Regions from separate parts of the Mus musculus genome. Here region 2 is linked to region 1. A link is a loop called in an ENCODE intact Hi-C map of the cell type or tissue named here. Cell type or tissue: heart. All regions are shown on one strand. Links, peaks and the distances in the headings refer to the core of each region. The heading gives the core; the rest is flanking DNA.

Region 1 (3,598 bases), core at 762-3,261:
GCTAGAGGTGGGATCTCCGGTGCAGGTAGAGTCACAGGCAGTTGTACGCTGACAGGAGCTGGGAATTGAACTCTTTAATTTTTAATTTTTTAAGTTACATTTATTATTCATTTTGCTGAGGAGGGGTGCAGAAGTGCCCCTGCACCGGTATGGAGGTCAGAGTACAGCTTGCAGTTCTCTTCCACTATGTGGGTCCCCAGGTACAGAGCTCAGCTGATTATCAGCCTTGGTGGCAAGCACCTTTACCTGCTGAGCGCCCCCCATCATGTCTTTTATGTTTATAGGTGCTGGACACTGAACATAGGGCCTTACGTAGGTAAGTATTGGACCACATAGAGCTACTGTCCCCAGCCACAAGAGTTACTCACACTTAGTTTTGTGAAAGATACTCAGAATGTCAATAACCTTTGACATCCATTGTGTCAAAATCAAATACCTATGTAATAAAAGGCACATCCCAGGCTCCAGTCAGGCTGTGCCCAGACCATAACAGGCAGGCCTGCAGATGTTGACTTTGGAGGTGGTGTGAAGCTGGACAGTCTCCTCTGACCTCAGTCCTGAGGAAGAAGGAACACAGATGCAGAACCCTCAGGCAAGGCCTTGCCACTTGGTGAGCCATCAGCTCCCACAGGCCTGACCACCCTTCTGTGTCTACGGCTCCTTTTCTGCGGTTTTGGTTAATTCAGTTTTGCATCATCTGACACGAGCTTTGTGTCTGGACTTCTTCCTTATGTCTTTAAAGTTGATGGTAATATTTGTTTTTGTTTTTGTTTTTTTAGTTGTTGCTTTGGGTTTTTTTAAAAGATATATTTATTTTTATTTATATGAGTACACTGTCAGACACACCAGAAGAGGGTATCAAATCCCATTACAGATGGTTATGGGCTACCGCGTGGTTGCTGGGATTTGAACTCAAGACCTCTGGAAGAACAGTCAGTGCTCTTAACTGGTGAGCCATCTCTGCAGCCCCTGTTGCTTTGTTTTTGAAACAGGGTTTCTCTGTGTAGCCCTGGCTGTCCTGGAGCTTGCCCTGGAGACTGGGCTGGCCTCAAACCCAGAGACCTGTCTGCCTCTGCCTCTCCAGTGCTGGGATTAAAGGTGTGCACCACCACCTCCTGACTGGCACCATCATTTTCCGTTCCTAAGACTTTGTTTTTGTATGGTTCAACTCTTCAAACCTCAGCTTTCTGTTTCTTTGACCCTTTCTCAAAAGAGTCAGCAAATTCAATAATCAAACCTGCTTTTTTGTATGATTAAGTTTTCTGGAATATAGATTAGGCACCCCTGGAAGAATGGGACCCAAAGAATGATAATTTAAGTCTGATGTATCTTTTCATACAAAGTCATAACTTACATTCTTTTTTGAAAACTAGTCCTCAATGTGTAGCCCAGGATAGCCTCAAAACGATGGTCTCCCTGCCTCATTCTTTAAAGTGCTGGAATTATGGGCCAACAATTTATGCTTCTTGAACCAAACCACAAAAGAATGTAGTTAACAAGGGCTAAATTTACAGATTTCCTCAATGAGATAATTTACCTCCCTGGGGGGAAATGAGCTAAATCCTAGCCATACCAAATCTAGTCTCTCATAACACATACAACTCAAGGGCGACTCATTCACTCTTACAGATTTTTTTCTTTTTCTTTTTCCTTTTCCTTTCCTTTTTGATTTTCTTTTTCTTTTTCCTTTTCTTTTTCTTTTTCATCTTTTTCCTTTTCCTTTTCCTTTTCCTCTTCCTCTTCCTCTTCCTCTTCCTCTTCTTCTTCTTCCTCTTCCTCTTCCTCTTCCTCCTCCTCCTCCTCTTCCTCCTCTTCCTCCTCTTCTTCTTCTTCTTTGCAGACAAGGTTGAACTACCTAGCCCAGACTGGTGTCCTGCTTCTTGAGCTCCTGAGTGCTGGAATGATGGGTGCTGGCCACATTTGCTTTTTCTTTGGGTAATAATACTGTGTTTTTCTATTATATGCTTTAATAATACCATGTTGTTCTATTATATGCTTTAATAAAATTGTAGTGAGCATTATTTTACTGCAACAAGTCCTTATCCTAAATTCAAATGTATGTTCAGAATTTTTAGAACAAGCATCCAAAGGCAAACACTTGAATCTGTGCTTTGCAGAGTAACTTTAAAAATAAGCAGTCTCTAAATGGAGGCAAAGCAGGCAAGCTTCACGGGTCCTGCAGGTGGAGTCCAGCCCTACAATTTCAGGGCATGGGGCGCTTTGCCCAAGTGGACCACTCATGGTGCCTCTGCCCCCTTCTGGAAAAGTGGAGAAACTGCAGGCTCTGGCCACATGGTTCTTTAAGGCTAGGGACCCAGGAGAGATATTTGAGAACCCATTTGGAAAAATAGGCCTCATTGCTTAGAACTGTTCTGGAAGCACATGCCACGAAGCAAATAATCTTGATCCCTACCCATTTTTAAAAATACATATCTTGAGAAATTTAGTCAGACTTCGTGTAGGTATTTACATATATCGAGAGATGGTAGAAAATGTTGATTCTTTTAGAGCTCCCCACTCACATCTCTACATTGTATTGCATTGGCTTGTTTTGACTTTTTAAAAATCCTTTGATGCCCTGGAAAGCCCCTGAAAGACCCCACAAATTACTTCCTTATATTTGGGGAGCTTTTGTCTGTCTATGCTTGCCTGTTTTTCTATTATTGTTTTCTGTTCAATGTCCTTTACATTTTCAACACACACACACACACACACACACACACACACACACACACACACACACACACACACACACACTGCATAGCCTTGCCTGTCCTGGAACTCAGTCTATAGACCAGGCTAGTCTCGAACTCACCTGCCGCTGCCTCCCCAGTGCTGAGACTAACGGCATGGACCACCACTGTCTGGCTGAGCAAACACTCTTAACCACGGAGCCATCTCTCCAGCCCCTTTACACATTCTTATAAACTGTAAAACCCAAGTCATTCATATTAACCAATTCCTGTACTTTTGTGTGTGTGTGTGTGTGTGCATGTGTGTGCATGTATGCATGTGTGTGTGTGCACGTGTGTAAATCTGGAGGGCATAGGCAACCTTGTACAACTGGCTTTCTCCTGCCTTCATGAGAGCTCTGGAGATAGAACTCAGGCTTGAACTGAGCCATGTTGCTGCCCCTCTCTCTTCTGCCTCTTCTTCTTCCTGCTCCTCCTCTTCCTCCTCCTATTTCTTCTTCATTCTGTGTTCTTACTCATTTTGTGTTTTAGGGGTGCCATGGCACATGTATGGAGAGCAGAGAGCAATTTGTGGGACCTAGCTTTCTTCTTCCACCATGTAGGTCCTGGGGATAAAACTTAGGTGGTTGAGCTTTGAAGCAAGTGCTTCAATCCACTGAGCTACCCCACTGATTCCTTTATGCTTTTAAAAACTGTCTGTTCATGGTAGAAGTGGGTCATATGCACCATTTCCTCCCTGATGGGCCTGCTTGCTGTTTCTGTGTTCTGGCTTTTCTAAAATGCGGTGTTGATGCTCTTATCGATTTTTTTTTTTTTACTATGTAATCAGTAATAATATTTATTTTGTCCTTTTTACATTTTATACTTTAAGAGACTTCCCCTCAAGTCAGGTGTGGTGGCGCATG
Region 2 (3,598 bases), core at 600-3,099, 190 kb before region 1:
TATACACACAAGCACACATGAATAAAAATACATGGTTTGAAAGAGTAAACATCTGTGTGGTGGTGACACACACCTTTCATCCCAGCACTGGGGCTGGGAGTGGGAGGATGGGAGTGGGGAGTGGGGAGTGGGGACAGAGGCAGTCAGATCTCTGCAAGTTGGAAGCCAACCTGGTCTACAGAGGGAGTTCCAGGACATCGAGGGTTACACAGAGAGCAAAGAAACCCTACCTGAAATACAAACAAAGTCATAAACAATGGTCCTGTGTGGGCTCTGTCCTGTGGACTCCACTGACTGGAGATTTATGTATACAGACTTTCACATGCTACAGTCTACACAGCACACCACACTCACTCGGAGGGCATTTATGCTGTAGTTCACATTTTAAGCAGTCTGCAAGTGACTTAAAGGTTATACGTGTATTATATGGAAATACTATTGTATCCGAGAAATGTCAGCCATTGCAGATTTGCCATCTGTATCAAATGCTTACAACTACCAGTGGACAACTCTAACATCAAATGTGCTGTGACCTCACAGGTGAGTTTGTTCTTTTGGGATGGAATTACTACCTTAGTCACCAACTAGTAAGAGCCCAAAAATATCAAATTTCAAAGGAACTTCAGTTTACATCTTGTTTTTTTCTTTTGAGTAAATAAGGATTTTTTTTTTCTGAGCCAACAAATTGTGTTAGGTTCCTGTTTATGCGTAGGGATACAAGATTCTGTTGCTTCAAACCTTGATAAAATGTTATTTAACTATGCAAGTAATTTTAACAGTGGTAAGCATGTATATAATAATATCACTAGGTACACATAGTTCCAAAATAATAAGCATTTCTTAAGCCTTAGATATGCTTAAAATAAAAATACTTCGATGGTTAACATGTCTTGTTTCCTTAATCATCATCATCTTCTTCTTCTTCTTCTTCTTCTTCTTCTTCTTCTTCTTCTTCTTCTTCTTCTTCTTCTTCTTCTTCTTCTTCTCCTCCTCCTCCCTCCTCCTCCTCCTCCTCTTCTTCTTCTTCTTCTTCTTCTTCTTCTTCTTCTTCTTCTTCTTCTTCTTCTTCTTCTTCTTCTTCTTCTTCTCCTCCTCCTCCTCCTCCTCCTCCTCCTCCTCCTCCTCCTCCTCCTCCTCCTCCTCCTCCTCCTCCTCCTTCTTCTTCTTTGGTTTTCCGAGACAGGGTTTCTCTGTATATCCTTGGCTGTCATGGAACTCACTTTGTAGACCAGGCTGGCCTCGAACTCAGAAATCTGCCTGCCTCTGCCTCCCGAGTGCTGGGATTAAAGGCATGCGCCACAACGCCCGGCATAATATTCTTTTATTAAGAATATTAAGGGTTTGTTGCTGTTGTTTCAGAGGTAGAATCTCACTGTATAGCTCAGGCTTGCCTGAAACTACTATGTAGTCCAGGTTGTCCTTAAATTCATGGTCTTTCAGCTTCAGCCTCCTGAGTGCTAGGATTATAGGCCTATGCAACCATGCCTACCTTTTCCTGTTCCCTTCCCACTTCCACACCAACGAATTTTTGTTTTAATGTGTGTGTGCCTAATGCTCAGAGGCCAGAACTGGAACTGGAGTTCCAAGCAGCCATAAACTAACTACCCTGTAGAGCTCTTAACTACTCAGCCATCTCTCCAGCGCCACCTATTGTTCATACTCATTTTAGGTTTTTAGGGAGGGTTGTTTGGTTTTGGTTTTTTTATTCTTTTCTTTTTTTAAAGATTTATTTATTTATTATATGTAAGTACACTATAGCTGTCTGCTGTTGTTTTGTTTTGTTTTGTTTTGACACTGGGGCTCTCTGTGTAGGCCTGACTGGCCTGGATCTTGCTATGTAGACCTTGAACTCAACTCATAGATATCTGCCCACCTCTGTGTCCTGAGAGCTGAAATTAAAGGCAGATACCACAATCCAATGCTCTTGGTGGTCCTTTTTTTTTTTTAAAGATTAATTTATTTTTTTATATGTAAGTACACTGTAGCTGTTTTCAGACACACCAGAGGAGGGCATCAGATCTTATTACAGATGGTTGTGAGCCACCATGTGGCTGCTGGAATTTGAACTCAGGACTTCTGGAAGAGCACTCAGTGCTCCTAACCGCTGAGCCGTCTCTCCAGCCCCCTGGCACTCCTTTTAAAGTAACCAATTCCTGATGATTTTTCTCCTTAAAATTCAAAAATAGGGTCTGGAGAGATGGTTCAGCAGTTAAGAGCACTTTCTGCTTTTCCAGATAATCGGAGTTTGTTCTCAGCACCCATGTTGGGGACTCCATGAGTTTAAGGCCAGCCTGATGATCTACATAGTGAGTCCCAAGCCATCCAGGGCTACATAATGAGACCCTGTCTCAAAAATACAACAAAAGAATTGGAAAATGGTAGGCCCAGAGAGTCTGTGATAGAAATACTCAAGTGAGTTCCAGTAAGGAGCATGCCCATATGACAGACGGCATTAAGTTGGCATAAAGATGTATTTAATTGGGCAGAAGAGGACAGACCTTCAAGGTTTATGAGGAAAGGGTTGATATAATTTATACTTGCATTTTAGGAAACCATTACCTTATAAAAGACCCAAATGCACACCGTTGAGAAAGCCAAGAGCCGCTCAGCAGTAGCCTATCAGAAGAGCGGACTTTACCCAACCCTCTCATTTCATGGTACTTTATAGTCGCACCCAAGATGTGAAGGGAGAAGACCGGTATTCTGCCTGAAATGCTGTCTTCTGCACAGCTCTCGGGGCGGGGGAGGGGGACACTCGTCAAGGACAGGAGGATGGAGGAGCCACTAAACAAACCCAGGGAGACAAACATGTCTCTGAAGCAATGCTGGTGCGGCCCAATAGGAAAGGGGCTAAAAGCATTTAACGCCCAATGCACCTGCCCTAAAAACAACTCGGGGGGGAAAACTCAGCGAGCACAGCACACGATCTCCAATGGGCCCCCGAGGCGTGGCAGGTGGGCGTTGTCCCGGTACGTTGTCCTGGTACCTCCTCACACATGCGCAAACGTGGAATCATTGTACTTGACTGGAGCATTTCCTTATGAACAGCCGACTGCCTACCCCGAGCTGCACAGCCAACAAGGAATCCTTTAACACGGAACCGGGAAGATGCTCCGCAGCTGCTGATCTTACAGCTACCGGAACGCACCACTGTGCGGCTGAAACCTAGAGAGCATATATGAAAAACCTTGCCTTTACCTTGGCCAAAAGCCCTATGTGCAGAATTGAGGAGCTAAGGGCCATCCTTTGAGTGAAGTGAACTCACCAATCAAAATAGCCACTGGACTCCCCACACATTTGCCTCAGTTTCCTTCTACCTCCACTAACAAAGGCAGTATGCTTCAGTGATACGAGAGTATGATTAAGATTATAGGCAAAAAAATTACCAAGACACAATGTCTTAAGCTAAGCACTGAGCTCAGTTGAGACTGGAGGGGGGGCAGGTGTTAAAAAGCAGCATGTTATGAGCGCTGCCATAACTAACTAACTAACTAAATAGTTTACATCCTTCTAAAGGTTAGATTATAGGACAAATTAATATATTAAAATTTGACCATATGAAGAGATAACCTCCACTCCTCCCATTTTGTAAGAAATA

The links. Peaks named below come from ENCODE experiments on the same cell type or tissue, not always from the same donor. Only the 100,000 strongest peaks of a DNase experiment are listed, where the experiment ranks them.
Region 2: it touches region 1 in a loop (2.5-fold over the local background); 2 of 42 quality-filtered maps call a loop at or near these places.

What each region holds. Positions count from the first base shown.
Region 1 is chr12:84,247,161-84,250,758 of GRCm38, forward strand. No RefSeq gene overlaps it. Among named protein-coding and RNA genes, the nearest start is that of Mideas, 30 kb to the left of the region's middle. In heart, for the core only: no CTCF peak of the experiment used is centred there; a DNase peak (open chromatin) is centred at 2,241.
Region 2 is chr12:84,059,517-84,063,114 of GRCm38, forward strand. It overlaps Acot3 (acyl-CoA thioesterase 3), which reads left to right. Exons shown (of 4, transcript NM_001346701.1): 4 at 1-884. Among named protein-coding and RNA genes, the nearest start is that of Gm40474, 7.5 kb to the left of the region's middle. In heart, for the core only: a CTCF peak has its summit at 1,653 (motif pointing left); no DNase peak of the experiment used is centred there.